Regions from separate parts of the Homo sapiens genome. Here all the other regions are linked to region 3. Evidence: chromatin loops called from intact Hi-C (ENCODE). Cell type or tissue: PC-3. All regions are shown on one strand.

Region 1 (8,000 bases), 78 kb after region 3:
AAAGTAATCAAACAAAATGCTTTTCAGGAATATTGTGTATACATATATGTATCAATCCATTGCCATATAACAGATTACTTCATAATGTAGTAACAGAAAACATCAATAAACAATAGTGTGTTACCCAGTTTCTTTGGCTCAGTAATAAGGGAACAGCTTACGTGGGTTATTCAGGTTCAGAGGTATTCAAGAGGTTGTCACCCAGATTTTGATTAGGGCTGTAATTATTTCAAAATGTGACTGGGCCCCAGGGAGATGCTTCCAACATGTCTCACTTACATAACTAGCAAGTTGGTGCTGGTTTTTGGCAAAGAACTCAGTTTTTCACATCATGGACTCCTTCATAGGACTGCTGAGTGTCTTGATTGTCATGGCAGCTGGCCAACTCAGAGTGAGTTATCCAAGAATGAGTGACCTGAAGGCAACCATCTTCTTTATGACCTAGCCTCAGAAATTACACATTGTTACTTCTGCAATATTGTATTTAATATTATTAAATATGGAAAACCTTGTTAAATATGGAAAGCCATTATACAAGGATATGAATACCAGGCTGGAATAATTGGTATCGTCTTGGAGGTGGCTGCCAGAATTTGTTCGAATGTTTTTACTTATATGTAAAAAAGCACACAAGTAAAAATAATTGAATTTGTTCTCAAATTTAAAAGAGATTTATTGGCTCATGTATCTGTAAAGTGTATAGGTAAATTAAGCTATGAGTTTGCTTTGATCAGGTATCTGTCTCCAATTCTCCCTGATTTTTCATCTTCTGAATTTTTTAACGTCACCTTTTTCCTTCATGTTGCTATATTATAGTAACAAGTAACAAATTGTATGTTAACTTGTAACATGGTAATAAGATGAGTGACGCTAAAGTTGGGTTCATGCATTCTCATTCACAACCTGGGGAGATAAATTGTCATTTTACATAGCCATTAAAAATGTTGCTGCTTTCAGTTTTTTTTTAATGTATTAATCTCCTTTCACTGCCTTAAAAATGTATTTAATACATGAAATTTGTCCATAAGTGGATGAATTATTGTAACAAAATGAAAGGCATGTGGACACTGACTCAGGACCATCAGGCCTATATTTTTATTATTGCTCATGGTTAACTCCTTTCATACCTTTTAGGTTCTACACAATAAGGAGCAATTTGATGAGACAATCACAATATCCACCACATTTACTTAATGTGCCAATACATTTGATGATTTATTAATTGCAATATCCCAGTGTTAGTATCATATTGTAAGACAATTAGAACAAGTTTCTTTATTCAAAAGAAACTTCAAATCACTCAAATAATTTTACACAGCATTGCTAGATATTTATTTTATAGGTTTCCTTTCATTAAATTTCTAATACCTCTTCCAATTTCTTTACATGTATTGTATCAGATAACATTGCTTCTCCAAAAACTTATAAAATAAGAGCAATCAGAAAGGGGTTTCCATATTCCCGTGCCATCCTATATATCAACCTAGCTAGTGGATGTTGATATCTGTAAATATGGCTTTTTTCAGGTTCCTGAAATGCACTGTCCATGCCAAGTCTCTGGCCACTCCTTCACATGACCTTATACTGTTCTTATTTGTTTGCTGTGAGACAATGCTCTTTCTATTTTATCCTGTTTCCTGAATTCTTACTTTTTCACTGTCTAAAGCATGCCCCTGTCCTCAAAAACATGCTTTATTTTCTATCTGAAAATAAAATTAATTCATGCAAAGCAAACAAAACCTGAAAACATCTGTTGATCTAATATTCTCCTCCAAATACATCTCTGTTATCTCATTCTTTTGACTGAAAAGCTCCTTGAAATAATTTACTCTGTTCACAGTTTGTACTCTCTTTTCTTCCATGCTGTTTTAAATCCATTCTAACAAGACTCTTGACTTTGCTACTTCAGCACAATCATTCTCAACCTCCATGTTGCAGAATCCAAAGCCTAATCCTATTCCTCTACTCAACAAAGCATCAACATTTGATACGATTAACAACTCTTTCAAGAAAAAGATTCTTTCTTTGGCTTACGGACATAATATCCTTTTGATTAACTCCATCCTTCATTGGCTCTTCTTTCTGCATGCTGTTTAGTTCCTCCTCGCTTCTCTATGTATTGAATTGTGAGACACCAAGTTTTACACTTTAAATGTATCTTGAGTTGTTGCCAAGGTGATTTCATTCAGTCTCATGGATTGGATAGCTCTCAAATTTTAATCTGCAGCTGCAATGTTATTTTTCCCCTGAATTCCATATTGGCCACTTTAATATCTCCTCCTGGAGGTCTCAAACTCGACATGCTGCAGGTAAATCTCTGTAAAATCTGATTTCTCCCTCAATCTTCTTCAGATGTCTTATCTATCTTTGGAATGATGACTATAGTCCAGATTGCTCATATAAACCATGCAGTCATTTGTCTCTTCTCTCTCATGTTCCACATCCAATCCATTGGAAACTTTTGTCAGCTATACCTTTAAAAACTATTTATAAGTCAACTATTTCCTATCATTTATCTCACTTCCACCGCAGTTCGAACAACTTTCACCCCTTACCTGGGGTATTTTAAGAGCTTTCTTTGGGTCCTAACCTTAGCTTCCTTTGGGCTTTGGGTCTTAATCTTAGACTTCTTGTTATTCACCCAGCTGTCATAATGTTCCTTTTAAAACATAAGTGATACTACATACTACTAAGTCAAATCAAATACTTCCAAATAAATGAAAATATGACACTCATAATGAATGAACCAAGATACAAACCCAGGCACTCACACATATACAAATATCTTGTCGAAAGTTAAAGATAAGGAATGTCTTCTGTTTTCACCTTAGTTCTGGGTAAAGGAAATGAAAATAAAAAAATGTTAATCATCAGAAATTATGTATAAGGTACTTCTTAACTATTGCTTCAGATCATCTTGGTGTCAACAACCCAGTGACAAGCATAAATGCGGAATATTTTCAATAATTTATAATATTTAGTATTTCAATAGAAGCAATACATTGATAAAGTTTATGTTGTTACTAAAAGTTCATTGGAAAGAACTTTGTTAGAATGATGCATTAGAAAAATGTTGTCAAATGGAAGTCTAACATTTAAAAAAAAAGACCCAAAAAAATACATTGGCTACAAATTTAATGCCTCAGAATACATCACTCTTGTTAACAAGTCAGCTTTCATGGAGAGCAATTTACATAGTAAAATTACCATTTTAATGTGTAAAGTATAATGAATTTTGCAGAGGCATCTAGTCACTTTCCACAACCTTCGTCCACAAAAGTTAAAGGGATTTCTCTTCTCTCACCTCCAAGTCCTGGTAACTACCTATAGTTTTGCCTTTTTCAAATGTAATGAGAATGACAAGTAGATACTGTGGACACCTTTGAGTCATTCTTTTCAGGAAGCTTTTGCGTTAATGAGTCAAGTTTATGAGTCAAGCTTATGAGTCATTATTTTCAGGAAGCCACACCTGGCTAATTTTTGCATTTGTTTTTAATAGAGACAGGCTTTCACCATGTTGGCCAGACTGGTCTCGAACTCCTGATCTCAGCTGATCCACCCACGCCAGCCTCCCTAAGTGCTGGGATTACAGGTGTGAGCTACCGTGCCCAGCCCAATTTTGTTTGTGTGTGTGTGTGTGTGTGTGTGTGTGTGAGAACACACATTTTAACTTGTCTTGGGTAAATAGCCAGGTGTGGGATTGTCAAACAAAATACCATGTTCGAGTTTATGGAAACATGCCAAATTGCTTTCCAAACTGGCTATACAACTTTGCATTACCATCAGCAGTTGCTTCACGTCTTCCGCATGTGTTGCCAGGGTATTTTTCCCCGTCATTCTAATAAGTATGTAGTGACATCTTATTGTGGTTTTTATTTGCATTTCACCACAGAGAAATGATGTTGAAAATATTTTCATGTGCCATCTGCATTTTCTTCTTTGGTGGATTTTCTGTTCAGGATTTTGCAAAATTTTATAAAGTTATTTAGATTTTTATTGTTTGAATTTGAGATTTTAATATATGCAGATATATGAGTTAATCAGATGTTCATTTTTTTGAATATATTCACATATTTGTGTCTTATCTTTTCATTTTCTTAATGAACGCTGTATTTAGTGAGTTTTTCAAAGAACATTTTCTTGAAAATTACAATTTATTGGAGGTGGAGCCAAGATGGCCAAATAGGAACAGCTCCGGTCTACAGCTCCCAGCGTGAGCGATGCAGAAGACAGGTGATTTCTGCATTTCCATCTGAGGTACCGGGTTCATCTCACTAGGGAGTGCCAGACAGTGGGTGCAGGACAGTGGGTGCAGCACACCATGCGCGAGCCGAAGCAGGGCGAGGCATTGCCTCACTCGAGAAGCGCAAGGGTATATTGCGGCACTATTCACAACAGCAAAGACTTGGAACCAAGCCAAATGTCCAACAACGATAGACTGGATTAAGAAAATATGGTACATATACACCATGGAATACTATGCAGCCATAAAAAATGATGAGTTCGTGTCCTTTGTAGGGACATGGATGAAACCGGAAACCATCATTCTCAGCAAACTATCCCAAGGACAAAAAGCCAAACACCGCATGTTCTCACTCATAGGTGGGAATTGAACAATGAGAACACATGGACACAGGAAGGGGAACATCACACTCTGGGGACTGTTGTGGGGTAGGGGGAAGGGGGAGGGATAGCACTGGGAGATATACCTAATGCTAAATGACGAGTTAATGGGTGCAGCACACCAACATGGCACATGTATACATATGTAACAAACCTGCACATTGTGCACATGTACACTAAAACTTAAAGTATAATAATAATAAAATAAAAAAAGAAAATTACAATTTATTGGCTTTTTTATGTTTTTTCTTTTGTGTTTTTTTCGAATAATTCTTTGCCAAACAAAAGGTAACAAAAATTTCCTTTATTAGTTTTATATATTTAAACTTTGAGGTTTTATATTTATATCTATGGTTTCCTTTGGGCCATGTTTTATATATGATGAGTGGTAAGAGTCAAGTTTAATTTTCTTTAATATGAATTTACAATGGATCCACCATTTGTCTTAATGCTATCATTTTCTCAATTAATTGTTATGGCTAGTTTGTCCATAAACCCTTGAGCATTTGTGTATTTATCAATTTCTGGGCTCTCATTGGTACCACTGACAATGTATATACTAATACTACGGTGCTATGATTGCTATAGTTTTATAATGACACAAAATCAGATAGTGTGAGTTCTCCTACATTTTTCTTCCTCCTTTTTGAAATTGTTTGGGTTATTTTAGAACAGTTTTTGTTGCATATAACTTTTAGAATCAGCTTATCAAATTATTCAACAATATCGGATTTTTGGTTGGTATTACACTGAATCTAAGTTTCAATTTGGGAGCATGGACACCTCAATGAACAACATTGAGCATTTTATCCATGAGTAAACACAGTATGTTTTCAGTTATCTAGGTCTTTTAAACATTTCTCAAAGCAACATATGTAGAATTCAGCATACAAACATTTCACGTATTTGTTTTCATGTTTATTCATGTTATATAAGTTAGATGTTAAAATCTTCCTTTACTTTCATTCTGATAGAAATATATGTAAATACCGAACTTGTATCCTGTGATACTGCTAGACTGTTTTAATAATTCTATTTTTTTGTATATTATATGGTATTTTCTTCATAATCATAATAAATCTTCATAGATAATAAATCTTCATAGATAATAAATTTGTTTATTTTGCAATTTACATCACTTTTATTTCTTTTACTATTTACTCTAACTATAACCCTAAAGATAGTGTTCAGGAGAAGTTCTGAGAGCATATATCCTTACATTTCTGTTTATTTCTGATCCTTGGGATAAAGCATTCAGTATTCACTGATAAGGGTGATCATAGTTACAGTTTTGTTCAGGTTGAGAAAGTTCCTTCTATTTGTAACTTGCTAAGTGTTCTTTATTTCTTGTTAAAAATGTCATATTTGTTAACTTTTATTATGTGTGTATTGAATGTGTGCAGTGAATTATATTCACTGATTTTTAAATGTTAAACAACCAGTCTTCTTTTCCTAGGATATCCCTCACTTGGTCATAATGAATGTATTATCAAAGCCTGAGATAGTCCTGGGGCTCAGATTATGTAAGTCTCTTCTCCCAGAGAGCATTCTTAGCATTATCTATTTTCTTTTTTATATATTTTATTCCATTTTACGATCCTTTGTGATGGCAGGCCAGTTTTAATCAGTTGCTCTTTCCTGACTAAGGTGGATTTTTTTTTTAAGTTCTATTTCCAAACCAGTCAAACTTCTTATTGTAATTATGTAGTTTATTTAAATATTAAACAAAATAATGGGATATACGCACAGAATGGATTCAGAATTTGTGTAACGTACTTTAAGTTGAAAGTTTCCCAAGACTTCATAAAAGAGATTTGCTAAAATTATGTTCCAATTAAGGAGAACAGTTAGGCAATTATAAAATCTCAGGTAATTTTATAGAATTAGAAGTGTTGCCACGCTTAGTGTTTTGAAAGAATCTTCAAGTTCTTCCCTCACTTAGAATCAATCAATTTTGGGCTTCATAAATAGCTTCATAAATAACTCAGTGTGTTATCTTTACAAGAATGGTGGTGTTAACCCCGAACAGCAACAAATCTGTTCTCAGAGTTAGGTCCATACTCCTACATTGAGAGATTGCAGTTTGATGAATAATTATGCATTTCAATATATTTATACAAACATTTAAAATATATATATCATTATTTTTATTAATTATTTTACATAGTAGCTGTTTTGCTTTAATTAACATTATTATTTTTGATGTTGATTCTATCTGATAAGGAAATTTTTATTATAATTAGATTGCACACCCAGAAAAAGAAAGAATAAACTTATAATCCATTTTGTTAGTAAAGTTCTAAGCAGCATTAAAAATATGATTGTAATTATAAATGCAAAAGACAGCATAAAAGTTCATCACAAGGTAAATCCTATATACTCTATAAAGATAAAAGATAGAAAAGTTCACAGGCGTTATACACAAATAGGCCAAGATAGAAAAAACATGTTAAAACTGAATTATTACAAAAAGTAGAAAATAAATGTTATATTTGGTAGATTTTCTTATATAATTGAGTGGGCCAATTGTGACATTTTCACAAGAATAGAATACATATTTTTCGTTTACTTTATAATCAATACAATTTCTTACATTCTCTCAATGTAATTACTTTCAACTAGAGGTAAATTACTTTGACTTTGTAGTTCTGGTTAACGGAACAAAGTGTTCATTCCTAACAGCAAAGGCACAGCTTTAATTTTAAAGCTTCTAACTCCTGTTACTCTCAGGTAATAATATTAATGATATATATAAGGAATTATTGGAGGATTTATAGGCAACTGGAACAAAATAATGTACTGAAAAGAGTCAAGATTCATTTTAAATAATTCACTTCAATCTAGAATTTGTATGATAACTATGTAATAAATGAGAGCACTTACTGTAAACTGACAAAAGTTGAATAAATATATGGGATAAGTTTTATGTGATGTGTTTCTAAATGCTTTGTAATTTTTGAAATATTTCTACACGTGTTATGCTCCTTCCTATGAAATAACAGACCTTAAACACAGAGTTGGTTTAATATTCTGTTGCATAAAATTCACAGAATGCTTTATTTTAAAACTTTTTATATGGATACAGTAAAGGGATATTTGAGGAGTAATTTATTATATATGATATACACCTTTCATATAAATTATAGCAAATTATTTTGAATACAATATTTGATTTTTTTTACTGATATTTAAATAATATATTTAAAAAAGAGAAAAAGAAGCATATTAGTGGCACCAGCATGTACCAGACATTGTGAGAGTTTTACATATAAATTATTGTTTAAGTAGATTTAATAGTATTATAAAGTAGTTTATAATATGTATTAATTGATTTAGCTCACTTTTTTTTAACTAAAACTTAATATGACTTTCATATA
Region 2 (8,000 bases), 290 kb after region 3:
GATGTTTTAATATTAAAGATATTTAAGAATAGTTAAAAGGCAACAAAAAAGAATCTAGCCTGAGGAACAAGTTTGAATATAAAATAAAATAAAAAAAATGTATTATAAATTCAAAAATTTCTTGAGAAGATTGAAAATAATAAAGTCCGAAGCAAGTATTTTGAAATTTAGCATTAAATTTTTAGTTGCTGTAGTGTAGATTTGGTAAACATTTTCTGTAAAGGACTAGTGTAAATATTTTTGGCTTCTAGGAACACACAGTCTCTGTTAAAACTACTCAACTTTGCCATTTAAGTGGGAAAGCAGACATTAACAACAGGTAAGAGAATGGACATTATTGTGTTCCAGTATAATTCTATTTGCCAAAACAAGCAGACAGCCATATTTGGCCCATATAATACAGTTTGCCAACTCTTCCTTTAAAGAATCAACAACAAAGAAACAGAGGCTGTTGTAGCTACAGCTGCAGATAGGCTTTTGTGTTTGTATATTTGTGGAATGAAGATGGAGGGGGTTGGCTTTTTCTGGTTGTTTCTACAATATCTATAACTTAGGAGAGATAATAATGTGTTGAGCTTGTGAATTTAGGAGGAATGATTACATGACAACAGAGCATTTTTAAAAGGTAATTTCAAAGTATGAGTTGATTTGGGAAAATTAACAGAATTCCTCAGGTGTTGGGGGTCATTTGAATTTTATGATGAACTTTGCTTGTTCTGATGAAACTTTCTCCAACAACTCTCACATGGAGAAAAGAGAAAGTTGAGTTTAGCCAGAGTGAGGATATTGCCAGTCCAATAAAAAAAAAAAAAGTTAAAGGTATAAGGGAGTTGGCAGTATTTTAAGTATTGTTGTTGAGCTCATAATCTGTGAAATCTAATCAAGAAATGAAGGATAGAAAATACTGCTGAATTAGCTGAATTAGGCAGTTTATTCTATTATAAACCTACATGCACTTGCATGTTCATTGTAGCACTATTCACAGCAGCAAAGACATTGAATGATAGACTGAATAAAGGAAATGTGGTATATATATACCATGGAATCCTATGCAGCCATAAAAAAGAATGAGATCATGTCCTTTGCAGCAGGGACATGGATGGAACTGGAAGCCATTATCCTCAGCAAACAAACACAGAAACAGAAAACCAAATACCACATATTCTCACTTATGAGTGGGAGCTGAACAATGAGAACACATGGACACAGGGAGGGGAGAAACATACATTGAGGCCTGTCGAGGCTAGTAGGAAAAAGACTGAATTCATGAAGTATTTGCCATTAGTGAAGTACAAGTGGTACAAGATTATGTTGAACTAAGAAAAATATCACAAAAGTTGCAATAGAGAAAAGAAGAGAGAAAATTGAAAAATCACACATTAGACTTAACACAAAAGAATCTGATCCGTATCAGTGATTTATCTTTAATTGGGTAACATAAGCCATCATATTAACTTTATTATTCTAATTTAAAATTTGTTTTTGTAGTTTTGTTTGTATTAAGTTGATCACGTATGTTAATATCACAGTGTTATGATGTGGCTAAAAAATTGTTACTATTGTCTTGCTTACACATATCTCACTGGTATAATTAAAATAATTTCATCAGAGAAGAAGTTTCAAATTTAAATAATGGTATTACGGTTGATATAAACATTTTAGATAATATAACTAAATAATAGTTCAGATGATAATTATGGGCCATATAGTGAAGATGAACATCTGTATGTGAATTAGAAAATAAACTCTAAAATAATTTAGGCAAGCTTTGGCTGCTGTGTTCCACCATTCTTGGATATATTCAAATCCCTCTGGAGTCCAAAAGCCCTAATTAAAGCTATGATTAACTAGTTACATTTTCATAACTGAGGTCTAATTATAAGTTCAGACATTTCCCTGCCTAACAAAGAAAAAGCCATTGCTGCTGACAGCTGCACAAGCTATAAACACTGAGAAATAAGTAAGGGAATTTGAAACAGCTCTGTGACATTGTCAGGGTAAAACCCTGCCGTTTCTTTTACTAGAGGTGAGAGAAGATGTATCACTAGGCACATGACAAGACACATCTTTATATGAGGATCAACCAGTCCTCATAGTTTGTAAACTTGTAACTGACAATTTACAAAAAAAAAAAAAAAGACTACAAACTATTGAAGTTTTAAATAAAAATAGAAATATTGCAATCACACAACATTCACAAAACTTTTCTGGGAAAACAATGTATTCATAGTGTTCTTGATTCCTTTATGTAATATTCTTTTGGGTTGCAAAGACAGTTAGCTTCAAGAACAGAATTTAGAGGTATCCCTGTGGCAGTATGATAAATTAAAAATATTTTATAATGTTAAACATCAGCATTTAAATTTCCAAATTTTGATGGAAAGAGCACAACAGACTGAAATTGATCTCTCCATCTCATACATAAGTTGAAATTCTGATCCCAATCTGATGGTGTTTGAAGTCCTGGTCTTTGGGTGGTAATGAGGTCACAGGGTGACCCTCGTGAATTGCATTAACGCTCTTATAAGAAATGGCTGAAGAGCTAGCTAGCTCTTTTTCCTCCATGTGAAGGTACAGGATAAGTAGACTGTCTGCAACATGGAAGAGGGTCCTCACCAGAACTTAACCACACTCATACCCATATCTTGGACTTCTAACCTTCAGAATGGTAAGAAGTAAGTTTTTGGTTTTTGTAAGCAACACAGTCTATGGTAATTTGTTTATAACAGCCATGCTCACTAAGACAGAAGTTGGTACCAATAAGTTGGGTGGTTCTGGAAAAAATATCTGAAATTGTGGAAGAGCTTTGGAACTGAGTCATGGGTAGAAGCTGGAAGAATTTTGAAGTGCATGCTAGAAAAACCTAAGATTGTCACTGAAGGGAATTAAGTGGATCTGGTAAAGACTCAAAAGGAAAAGATGGGAGCTTTAAGGAAAGCTTTATTCATCTTAAAGCATACATGAATACTTACGTACAGAATGTTGCTAGAAATATGGAAAATAAGTTCTTTTTTTTTTTCTTGGCAGAATCTCGCTCTGTTGCCCAGGCTGGAGTGCAATGGCACAATCTCGGCTCACTGCAACCTCCGCCTCCCAAGTTCAAGCAATTATCTGCCTCAGCCTCCCGAATAGCTGGGATTACAGTCGCCTGCCACTACGCAAGGTTAATTTTTGTATTTTTAGTAGAGATGAGGTTTCACCATCTTGGCCAGGCTGGTCTTGAACTCCTGACCTCGTGATCCACCCGCCTCAGCCTCCCAAAGTGCTGGGATTACAGGCGTGAGCCACCATGTCCTGGCTCCTTCTTCTTTATTTCTCCATTTTGGAATGGCAATGTCTATCTTATTTCTGTCACACCATTTTTTTTTAGAAGCGCATAACTTGTTTAATGTGATGGTTAGTTTTAGGTATCAACTTGACCGAATTAAGAAATAGCTAGAGAGCTAGTAAAGCATGATATCTGGGTGTGTCTGTGTGTGGCAGTGTTTGCAGAGGAGACAGGTGAATGAGTCAGTGGAATGGGTGGGGAAGATCTGTCCTTAATATGGGCAGGCATCATCCAACTGGCTGTGGGCCCAGACAGAACAAAAAGTCAAATGAAAGGCAATTTATTTTTCTCTGTCTTGGAACTGGGACACCAGTCTTCTCCTATCTTTGAACATTAGAATTGCAGGCTCTTTTGCTTTTCAACCCCAGGACTTATACCAGTAACCTCCTGGGGTTCTCAGGCCTTCAGCCTTGGCCTGAGAGTTACACCATCACTGCCCTGGTTCTGAGGCTTTTGGCCTTGACTGAGTCATGCTACTGGCATTTTAGGGTCTGCAACTTGCAGACGGCAAGCTGTTATAAGACCTTTTCAGAATCACATGGGCCAATTCCTCTAATAAATTTCTTCTCATATTTTTTCTTCCTTCCTTCATTCCTTCCTTCCTCTCTCTCCCTCTTTCTTTTTCTTTTCTTTTCTTTCCTTCCCTTCCTCCCTTCCTCCCTCCCTCCCTCCCTCCCTCCCTCCCTCCCTCCCTGCCTGCCTTCCTTTCTTCCTTCCTTCCTTTCTCTTTCTTTCTTTCTTTCTGTTTCTTTCGGTGTTTCTTTCTTTCCTTCCTTCCTTCCTTCCTTCCTTCCTTCCTTCCTTCCTTCCTTCCTTCCTTCCTTCCTTTCTTTCCTTCCTTCCTTCTTTCTTTCTCTTCTTTCTTTCTTTTCTCTCTCTCTTTTCTTTTCTTTTTCTATCAATTTACCTGTCCATCTATCTATCTTATTAGCTTTATCTCTCTGAAGAGCCCTAAAAAATACATGAGAGTTTACAGTTTCACAGCTAGATAAGAATTTTGTCTGAGGAACATTTGTACCTCAAATCCTAATCATATTGAATTCAGACAAGACTTTGGACTTTTAACTTTACAGTTGATGTTGGAGTGAGTTAATTTTGGGCCTATTGAGATGAAATGAATGCATTTGCATGTAGAAAGCACATGAATTCTGGGAAGCCAGAAGTGGAATGCAATGAACTGAATGTTTGTGTTCTCCCAAAATGCATATGTAGAAAATTTAATCTCAATGTGATGGTATTTGGGAGTAGGGATTTTGGAAGGTAATTAGGTCACGAAAGTAAAACCCTCGGGAATAAGATTTGTGACCTTAGAAGAGGCCAGTTAGCTTCCTCGCTTTTTAACTTGTGAGGACACAGGAAGAAGATGGTCCTTCAAAACTAGAAAGAAGTTCCTCATCAAAATCCCAACCATGCTGGAACCCTGATCTCAGACTTCCAGCATCCAAAATTGTAAAAATTAAAAATGTTTGTTGTTTAAGTTATCTGGTCTATAGCAATTTGTCATAGCAACCTGGACTAAGACAAACACGCATGGTGAAGTTTAATAAAATAATGAAAGTACATATTGTACTTGACTATTTCATTTTCATATTAAAATCTTTTTACTAAAAAACTGAAATTTTCTTTACAAAAACCAGGAGTCCTAAGATTGATATAATTTTATTTTAATTAGTGCATTTGCTAATTTCACCTTTTATAAATAAACTCATACTTTGGAGAGTTTTCCATTATGAGGTTTTATTTATACATTTATTCGACAAATATATGTGGAATTTGTTCAACAGCTAATATTAATCAGATGTTACCTTAGTCTGTTTGATCAAAGTGAATGCAATAGACACAGCCTTATTCAACTTTCAATCCAGAGGGATAGTTAGCCAGTAAAAAAATGTAATAAAAAAGATATCCTTTATTTCACTCATACTAAAATACACATAATTTTAATGTACGTTTTAACATCTCTGAACTTAGTATTCATTGCCTGATTAATAGAATATTCCTGTTGCTGTGGTCCAGAATGCAGTCTTTTAGTAAAAGTTATTATCTACCTATATATATATTGGTTTAGGCTGTTTATATATCATCAAAGCAGTGGAATTAGGTATTATTTTATTTGAAAAATGCCCCAAATATTAGGAAAAGTAATTCACAGATATAACAGTGCCTTTCAATAAAATAAAAATAAAATACAATAAAGGAAAGGGAATTTCCCTTCAACTTACAAATGAAAGAAAGAGCTGCCTACTGGGCAAAGGATAAGGGAAATGATTGAACCAGCTGAAATTTATAAGAAGTGGATGTGATAAGGCAGCCCTGCTTGGTATAGACAGAGGTGTCAACAATTAAAGAACACACTCATGAAAAAGTGTCTGCTTGTTACTCCTAGTGTAGTATCTGGAAAGCTACATCCATTGGTATTTCAGCACACAGGATATTTCAGAACTATTTGAAGAAGAAGTAAGAGTGCAGAATCTCGATGACTCCTGCTAAGATTCAGAACATGCTGACTTCAAAATTTGCAAAATATGTGCCAACAGCTGACTTAAAAATTGGGAAACATAGGCAAAGCAATATTTGAATAAATTATTTCTTTCTTTCCTGCATTTGCCAATCCCTTAACAGTGGGAAGGACATTGTTGCATGAAAAACATGAACAGCAATATCTGCATCAAAATACAACTTAGGAAAGTTGAACTTCGAATTCAAGGTTTAGGTTAAAGTTAAGGTTAAACTTCACCATTTATTTTACATATAGTTACATTTTTACATGGATAAGATAATAATTGTTGAATAAGATTCAAAGTATCCTTTTCTAAAGTCTAAAAAATTATGGGTGATACAAAAGCAATATATCATTATGTAGCAAAGTTGCTGTTTTCCCAGCACCATATGCAATAACTCTGGGCCACCAATGAGATACCAGCTTAATGAAATATACGGTAATTTAAATATCTGCTTGAAGAAAACTGGGTAAGGGATAATACTCTAAGATGGAGAATGCTTTGCAAAGAATTATCAGGCGAGTTTTTTGATAAAGTGACATTTATTTTAAGAACTGAAGAATAAGAAGAGTTTGCTTTGAAATTATAGATTTGTCATAGAATTTGCCCAAATGTAGTCAATTCTGAGGAAAAAGGAGACACTCTTTAAAATGTTGGGTCTTACCCAGAAAACCAATGAGCATGATCATGCTAAACAAAATAGAAGTGAAGACTGTGGAAGGCAGAGGAAAATCTGCAATAATGGAGAAAAAGTTTGGCATGTAAGTGTAACCCAAGACCATTTTCCTAGACTCTAATAGAAATGGAGAGAGTGCTATTGAGATGAAGTACAAATGACAAATGGGACAAGAGAAAGCATTGACCTTACTAGCCTAATGTAAAGAGCCAATGCTTTATTCCAAGTGCAGTATAAAAATATTTTAGTTGAAATATTCTAGCTACTTTGTGGAGAATGGATTGGAAGGATCAAGAGAGACATCTAGAGATGAGTTTGGAGGCTATTGCAATAAGCCATAGAAGAGATCAACTAAGGTGAAGACAGTGGAGATCAGAAAAAAGTGGATAGATTATAAATAAAATAATAAAATATAAGAAAGACTGATGCTTGAATATAATGGCTGAGGTAGAAAAAGTAACTGAAAAATTGCTCCAATTTTTCTTGCATGAATATCTGGATGAATTCCAGCACTATTTTCTGATATGTAGTATTTTCAAGGAGAAAAAGATTTGGGGAGAGAAATGACCATTTCTACTTAGTATATGCTTACAATGCATGAAAGACATCTACATGAAGATGTCAAGTATAAATTTAGATATACGAGACTGGTACTCAGAGGAAAAGTTAAGGCTAAAGAGGTAACAGAAGAACGCATCAGCACAATATGTTGGCTAAAGCAACAAACCAACAAACTGTTTATTTTACCTAAGGAGATGGTAGAAAAAGATAAGAAAACAAAGATCTGATGTATGCCAATGAAATAGGGAAATCTGTAAAAAGGTCTGGCAAAGTAAGGTGAACAAAACATATATGTAAAACCACTAAAGATCTTCATTTCAGGGAACCCAAGAAGATTATTGCAAGAGAAAGAAAGAATGGTTGAATTTATCAATTGCTGTTGAATCATTTAATAAGATGAGGTAAGAGGAATTTCCAATCAATTTGACAATAAAATTGATATGGTTTGGTTCTGTGTTCAACTCTCATCTTAAATTGTAAATCCCATGTGTTGAGGGAGGGACCTGATGGGAGGTGATTGGATCATTGGGCCGTTCCCCCATGATGTTCTTCTGATAGTGAGGGAGTTCTCATGAGGTATGGTGGTTTAAAAGTGGCAGTTTCCCCTGTGCTATCTCCCTCTCTTGCTGTCCTGTGAAGAAGGTGCTTGCTTCTCCTTCACCTTTCACCATGATTGTACATTTCCTGAGGCCTCCCAAGACATATGGAACTGTGAGTCAACTAAACATCTTTTCTTCATAAATTACTCAGTCTCAGATAGTATCTTTATAGCAGTGTGAAAATGGACAAGTACATAGAATTGGTACCTTCAGAGTTGGGTACTGCTATAAAGATAACCTGAAAATGTGGAAGCAACTTTGGAACTAGCTAACAGGCAGAGATTGGAACAGTTTGGAGGGCTCAGAAGAAGATAAGAAGAGGTGGGACAGTTTGA
Region 3 (8,000 bases):
GCCTAAATACTTAGATCTAGTTCTCCTTAAAGTTGTTTTCTAACAAAAATAGTGAGTTTCTTAGTCTTTGATACGTGTTAATATGCCTCCTGCCTATAATCTCTGTTTAAGTGTCCAAACTCCTCAAATGTTTTCCATCATTAAACATTGATAACTCTGCCAGGAAGCTATGTAAATTGTTCTATAAAGATGAAAATTAGCCTCTGCTTAAATCAATATGACCACCTTAGTTGAAACTTCTGAGGAGCTCAAATTGTAAAATGTTCAGCACACTAGCACTAGGAATAGGGTGGCAGGACTACCCTTGAGGGACCATGTACTTATTATTATTATTATTTTTTTAGTTGGAGTCTCACTCTGTCGCCCAGGCTGGAGTGCAGTGGCGTGATCTCCGCTCACTGCAACCTCCGTCTTCTGGGTTCAAGCGATTCTCCTGCCTAGCCTCATGAGTAGCTGGGATTACAGGCATGCGCCACCACGCCCAGCCAATTTTTTTTTTTTTAATTTTTAGTAGAGACGGGGTTTCACCATACTGGTCAAGCTGGTCTCAAACTCCTGACCTTGTGATCCACCCGCCTTGGCCTCCCAAAGTGCTGGGATTACAGGCGTGAGCCACCGCATCCGGCCGAGGGACCATCTACTTTAAGGAATGCAGAGAGATAGACATCTTAATTTACTTAATAGGATGTTTGGGGCATGGGATAAGTAAATTTTTCAAAGAGACAGTATTCATGCATTGGTAAGATATTGTTTTTCTCAGACGTGTGACTTTATCCCAAAAATATGCTATTTTAAAAGACATTTCTTAAAATATGTATGTGTATGTTTGTTGATACTTGCTTATTATATAGCTCATACTGTTTATTAAAATATATCTATTACAGGAGTTATTAGAACGGCCTTACATAACATGGACAGAGAAGCCAGAGAACATTACTCCGTAGTCATTCAAGCCAAAGACATGGCTGGGCAAGTTGGAGGGCTTTCAGGATCTACAACAGTCAACATCACCTTAACCGATGTCAATGACAACCCACCACGCTTTCCTCAAAGTACGTATTTGTTTTCCATGATTTGAATTTATCATTATCTCTTTATGTAAAGTAAAATGAAATACTTGAACAGTGTTATGTTACTGTTTTCTTAAGTGGAATTGTTCTGTTTTTGTACTATATGATCACCCTTCTTCATGTAAGACTCATGAAATCACTCCAGCTATTGTCTTCTGAACCTAGGAAATAATTGGGAATGTGTTCAGAGTTGGAGTTTCATTTGGCATCAAGTTAAATATTAAAAATGATGTGGTGGTACTAAAAAATGGCATCTTGCCTTTGGCGAAGTATCTGTATATTCTTAAAGTATTCATGGAGATGTTGAAAAGGTATTTTGATGTGAACATTCTTTTCATGCAACATTATTCCATACATTCTGTGACTGAATTTTTTAAAAAAATTCTTCATGTTATGAATAAATGCTGTATACAAATGCATGCATGTATGCACACACACACACACACACACACACACACACACACACGCATCATCCAAAAGCAAGTTGAAGTTAATATGATAAGATGAGGTCTCAGAGTAAAATATAAGACTTGAAAACAGAAAGCATAATTCAGTAGGCAATTTTGGGGGGAGAGGAGAAATATGAATCCTGTGGGTTTGGAGGGAGATGGTGTTTATGACATGTTCTGAATGTAAAGGATATAATTATAATATATTTGAGTTTTTAAAAATGGAAGATACTATAGATAACATTTTATACGACAGTCACTAATAATCACAAATATCCTACAGAGGAGTTGTCTCTTATGTTCCTCTTACAAATGATGTCTAAAAACTGTCATAAATTAGATCCTTTGGTACGTCATACAGGCTCTTCTCAAATCAGCGCGAAATGCCTTTCTCAACTTTATCTCTTGTCTCTTAATAGCATTTGCAGTACACCTCAGGCCTAGACACTGTGGAATACTGCCTCCTCCTAAAATATAATAACACTTTGTACGTCCTTACTTCAACTAAAATTTTTCCTTATTCACGGCCCTTTGTTAAAATCCCTGCTACAAGTTTCTCTGAAGTTCCTGTTGCAGAATTAGAACAGTTTTGCAATTAATTCCTGTTGCAGAATTACTCACTCTTTTTTCCCTCTTGCACAGCACTTTTGCATGCTTGTTCGTGTTATACTAATTTTCCCTCTTGCACAGCACTTTTGCATGCTTGTTCATGTTATACTAATTTCTGCAGGTACATAGATCCCCTTGCACAGCACTTTTGCGTGCTTGTTCATGTTATACTAATTTCTGCAGGTACATAGATCCCCTTCCACTTATGAGATCCTCTAGGAAGACGCTTAATTGTTTTGCGAACTTAGGTGTTCAGCCCAGTGAGGGCCCAGCATTTGATAAATGATTCTTAGTGAGTAAATTAGTTGAATTTAAATACTCTGTCAAACCATCATTATTAAAAGATTATTATTAAATACATGCAAATCATAGTCATAGTTAAATAAAAATCATTTTAAAATGTTGATGCCAGAGATAAGATAATGTTACCTGGTGCATTCATGTGGCGTTTGCTCTATGAAGAAAGTATATATCATAGGTAAGTCCATATTTTATTGAGCCATAAAATATAATTAAATTTTAAACCATTTTGCAGATTAGGATGAACTTTTGTATCAATGTTATCACTTAGTTCAACAATGTGCATATACATGAGGTAAATGTTATTATTTCATAGATTGGTACAATTGAAGTTGAAGATAAAGATAATAAGCGATAATTCAGACTCAACAGAATATACTCTTTATTATAATTTAGGATACCAACTTGCCTATCTTGTTTTCAAATAGATTCTACCACCACTATTTTAAAGATGTACATTCATATTGTAGCCTTAATAGACAGAAAACTCAGGTTGTAAATCATAGGATTCAGTAAATGCTAGTTTGTAGTAAATATAGCATCTCCCACTCTCTCTTTTTCTCCATTTCTTCCTAAAATAATTATTAAAATTACAGGTTTATTAAGATTGACTTTGCAGATGTACAGAAAATTTTAATTGTGATGGATATAAGGAATATTATTCATATAGATGAATATAGATATATAATAAAGAGATATTTGTTCCTAATTTTATTATGTTGATCAATAATAGTGTCATTGTTGAAGCATCAGTGTACAGTGAAAATAATCACTTTACCTGACAAAACAGAATAAGTGTATACTCTCTGAGTTAACTCATTGTGTCTAATGAATTCTATGTTTCTTCAGTCAGTAACATTCTGGCAGAATGACTGACAGATGTAAATCCTGCTGCATTTCAAGGTGTTCTTAGAGTTTTGAAAAGGAGGCACTACACAATCAGAAGTTTACACTTGGGGTTTCTTAAAAGATACTTTATTTCGCACTCCATTTGAACAAAACAATTCTGCTTTTGCAACAGTTTGGTGTCACCATGACAAAAGTAGCTTGTAGTAAAGTGCTCTTTAATTTATCCATAAATTGCAGCTTATTAAACAGCTATGTACCTAGTGGGGAAGTATTGTAAACTGCTTGGAGAAAAGAAATAATATAAGGACTTGTATTCACAAAATACCATGACATGCGCAAGTCTATACACAGCTCAAATTCTATAAAGTTCATATCCTGTCATCAAATGGATCCAGTAGTTGAATTGTTTCTCTTAATGTGAGGTTTTTACAGTTGCCCTTTCTACTTCTTTCTCTCATCACCTGTCTGAGACAGTTATATTTCTTACAATTGACACTTGAATAAACATCCCTAACTACAAATTTTGCAAAAATATTCTCTCAAAGTGTTTTTTCCTCCATGCTTAATCTACCATGCTTGAGAAAGTGAGTAGGCTAGTTATATTGCATGGTAATTAGTTATCCCTTTATCTTGAAGTAAATAGGCTTTGAGTAAGTGTTAGAGAGGTAGTAAATTAGAGCTAGTAATTTGCTTTACAATGTCTCTACTCTAGAGAGTTACAAACTCAGTAGCTTAGGATACAAGTCAGATAAATGTCTTGGAGGAAACAGGCTGCTTGTCAGTATCAGGAATGTGAAAAAGGAGCATAGAGACTGGATAATGCATGCCCAACTACAAGGGTAGCTACTATTTAATTCAAATTGATGCCTACCTCTGGGCTACATGGTGTTGGAAAAGGAGCCACTCAAACAAAACAAAGCAAAACAAAAGGACTCATAGTGAAAGAAAACAAATCAGCCCATCTATGGCTTGAAATTCTACTCAAAGTACACAAACGATGTGTACTTCTCCTTCTAGAGAAAATCATCCATCTAAAGATATAAAATTCCCTAGTGTGTGTTCTTTCATTAAAGGTAATCTATTTTATTCTGCCATTTCCTATTCTAGTTTTTAAAAACTTTATTCTGGGTTATGGTTGTTGCATAACTTATTCTTGGATAGGTTAAAAAGTCACTGACATTTATTTATTCTGCACAAACCATATGCATATAAAATTCAATACCTTACATGAAAGTTTACAAAACAAACCTTCTATATCCTAAATGGAAGGAATTATATTGTTGTATTGAGGATTGCTCTTGTAAGATAAGTCATCTAGTAACAGAAAGAAGCATAACACATGCCAAATAATCACAATGAATCAACCTTTAGGGCTTGATCCTCCAATATTACATTGCACCAACTGCAGCCACAAGTGAGCTTCAGTTTTTGGAAATTTGCTATCATTATGTTAGCTTAATCTAACATAACTTTCTCCAGAACTTAAATGATAGTAAATTGCCAAGAACGTAAACTCACTTGTGACTGCAGTTGGTTTAGTGCCATGTAATATTGGAGGATCAAGCTCTAAAAATTCAATAGATGGCAGTATTTCCCATAAAGTTAGTAAACATCACAATTGTTTAACTGGTTTGGGTAATTTCTAAAGTTAATGAGAAAGAAAATATTGCTGAAGATATTGGCATTGATTTTTTTTGGGGGGGGAGCTGTTGTTTTTATTATTTTCATTGTTATGGGTACAAATATGAATTTATATAATATTTTCATCATTAAAATTTTGTTTGAAACAAATTAAAAGAAAAAGAAAACAAAGCTTCTCCCTTGACCCATCAAAATATGCAGGATTTTTTTTAATTATCAAAGAATTGAGGTCTTTCTAGTGTCTTTTGAAAATGATATCTGGGTCATTTTATTATAGTTGTAGGCATATATTTTGAAACGTTTTGAGCATTTCTTTAAAATGACAGTATATATTTGATTTTGATAACTGTTCCTACTCACTTTGAAATAAGATAAATTCTGCAGCTGCATGTTTAGTATTCTACATATGTAAATTTCATTCAAGTTTATTCCTTGTACCATTCCAATTTTCTATATCCTTATAGAATTTTTGCTCGTCTGTTATTGAGAGAGATGTTAAAGTCTTCCAAGATGATACTAGATGTTTCCATTTCTCTTTTTTCCTCTGTTTAATTTTTCTTAGATGCAGTTTTAAACCATGCTATTGGATGCACACAGATCGAAGGCTTTGATATCTTTCTCTTGATTAAAATTGTTTTATTGTGAAATATATGTCTATAGTTCTAATAATACTCCATACCTTAAAGTCTAATTTGTCTCCTATAGCTATTCCAGAGGTTTCTTTTTTTTCTTCATTTCTTTTTGGTTATGGTTTGTGTGGTATAATGTTTTCTATAATTGTACTTTCAAACTTTATTGTTCTTAATTTTTTATTCTTAATTTATAAATGTTTCTTGTGACCACTTAGCTAATATTTTTGTTGTTGTTTAGTTTAAAATGACATTATAATTTCTCTTGCTTTTGTTGATTTACTACACTTATAAGTATCTTAATTACTGATATAGTTTCATTTAGGTATATCATTTGCTATTTGGCTAATCTTTTCTTCTCCTTTTTTCCCCTCTCTCATATTCTTTGAATTATTTAATTTCATTCATTTTGTCCTCCATTCACTTTTTAAAAATTTTACATTTTTATACTTTTTTCTATTTAAAAAATACTGTAGATATTATTATTTATTTCACTCTACCTTAAATTATAATTTCATTGCTTGAAAATAGAATGACTTTAAAACTGTTTAATGTCATTAACCCTTTGTTGTTGTTTTTTCTATTTTTGTCATCTTATATATTCAGTCCTATATGAAATTGTCATTGTTGCTGTTGTGTTAAATAGCAAATCATTATTTTTTAAGACAGTAATAATTTACCCTTCCTGGTACTATTTATTTCTCCTTGAATTTCTGTGTTTCCTTCTAGAATTATTGTTTTCTAAAGGGAATTGTAAATTTCTTAAAATATTATTTTCCCATTTTTAGTGACAGAAAACTGCCAATGAATTTTCTCAGCTTTTCTATATAAATTTACAATTTTGCCTTTATTTGCAGAAGGTATTTCCAATCAGAATAGAATTTTAGTTTGAAGGATTTTCTCCATTTCAATAATTATTAATATAATTTGCTGTTTACCATTTTGTTCATTGAAAAATCAACTGTAGAATTCCTTTACTGTACAATAGTTTACTGTAGTTTATTGGACCTTTCTTCTATTAAGATATTCTTTGTTATATTTTGTTTTCAAAAATTTAACCTACAATGCACCTAGGTATTTACTTTTTAAAAATCTGACTAATGGTTGTAAAGATTTTTTAAGCTATCTTTTATTAGTTTTGAGAAACTCTTGGTTAGAATTTTTTCAAGTATTTCTTCGACCTCATTTTCTCACTTCTTTTCTATTAGTTCTACAAAGTATGTCAGCTAGGTCTTTCAGTTATATAACATTCATCTATTACTGTCTTTGCTGTATAATAATTATTATTCTACAGTCTTCTACAGTCTTCTTTAACCTGGATATTTTATATTAACCTATATTCTAGTACACCAATCCTTTCTTCTGCTGTTTGTTCAGCAATTAAACCCATCTATTAAATATATTAAGTACACACTTCAGCATTGACATTTTTGTTCTAAAATTTTTATTTGGTTTAGTAGATAAAGATTATTGGTATCTGTTGAAATTCCCCACCCTTTTCTTTATTTAAACATATTAACCATAAACATATTAACCATACTTATTTCAAAACTTTTTGTAGAATTCTAATATCATAATCATGCCTGGGTCATTTTTTACATTTTTTCCTTCTTAGTTTTAGCCAATGCTCATTTTTAATCATGACTTTGAATTACTGATTGAACATTACATAAAGGAGTTGCAGAGGTTCATGATTGTGCAATCTTTCAAAGAGGGGCAAGTTATTTCTTGCAGACATATACAGTGTGGATTACTTAAATCAGTTGGATTCTGTTAGCACTAGCTTATTTTATTGCTCTCCTTACTTCCGGGAAGTAGCTCTTATTCCTGGAATCCGGATCTTTCTTTACTTACTCTCCACTGGTCTCAAGTGTTTACCAATTTCTGACTCTCCAGTAACTCATGGCTGCTGAAATCTCTGCCTAGCGCCTTTGCCTTCCAGATGCACTTTCTGTTGGTTTCTCAGAGCCTCTACAAGTGTCAAAGTAGTGGATGTGTCTACAATTACCACAAGAAAAATTGCATTTGTTTTTTTCCTCACTTACCTGAGGTTTCTTCTTCTCTGTGCTTTTGTCCTCAATTTCTCAGCCCCTGTGCCAGCTCTGAACTCCAACCTGTCTCCAAAAGCTACACAATTTTTGCTTGGACTCTTTCAACCAGCACTACATATTTTTAAATACCCTCAGTATATGTGCATATAAAATTTGTTTTGTTATGGTTTCTTTCTCTCAAGAATCATACTCCATCCTGAGTTCCCTACATTAATTGCCTTCAATGCCTTAAAACAGTCATTTTCTATATACTATGCATCTTTTAGAGTTGTTTTATATGACAGAGTTAGATATACCCCTCCATCATATCCAGATTTGAAAGATCATTCCACTTAAGTTTAAATAGAAAGATTATGGAAGATAATTAGATGTATTCTCTATCAATTTGTATTCTATGTGGCT

The links. Hi-C counts contacts between places; a loop is a spot of excess contacts. Peaks named below come from ENCODE experiments on the same cell type or tissue, not always from the same donor. Only the 100,000 strongest peaks of a DNase experiment are listed, where the experiment ranks them.
Region 1: a loop joins it to region 3, with 2.5 times the contacts of the local background. A loop is called at or near these places in 3 of 110 quality-filtered maps.
Region 2: a loop joins it to region 3, with 5 times the contacts of the local background. A loop is called at or near these places in 4 of 110 quality-filtered maps.

What each region holds. Positions count from the first base shown.
Region 1 is chr5:19,527,264-19,535,263 of GRCh38, reverse strand. All of the region lies in intron 9 of CDH18 (cadherin 18), which reads left to right. Among named protein-coding and RNA genes, the nearest start is that of CDH18, 460 kb to the left of the region's middle. RefSeq lists an enhancer at 2,946-4,145. In PC-3, no CTCF peak of the experiment used is centred here; DNase peaks (open chromatin) are centred at 3,433 and 3,753; H3K4me3 peaks cover 289 bases; H3K27ac peaks cover 1,849 bases.
Region 2 is chr5:19,310,682-19,318,681 of GRCh38, reverse strand. No RefSeq gene overlaps it. Among named protein-coding and RNA genes, the nearest start is that of LINC02100, 570 kb to the right of the region's middle. In PC-3, a CTCF peak has its summit at 3,642; a DNase peak (open chromatin) is centred at 3,541; H3K27ac peaks cover 1,872 bases.
Region 3 is chr5:19,605,486-19,613,485 of GRCh38, reverse strand. CDH18 (cadherin 18) reads left to right here. Exons shown (of 13, transcript NM_004934.5): 6 at 885-1,052. Among named protein-coding and RNA genes, the nearest start is that of CDH18, 380 kb to the left of the region's middle. In PC-3, CTCF peaks have their summits at 4,655 and 4,854; no DNase peak of the experiment used is centred here.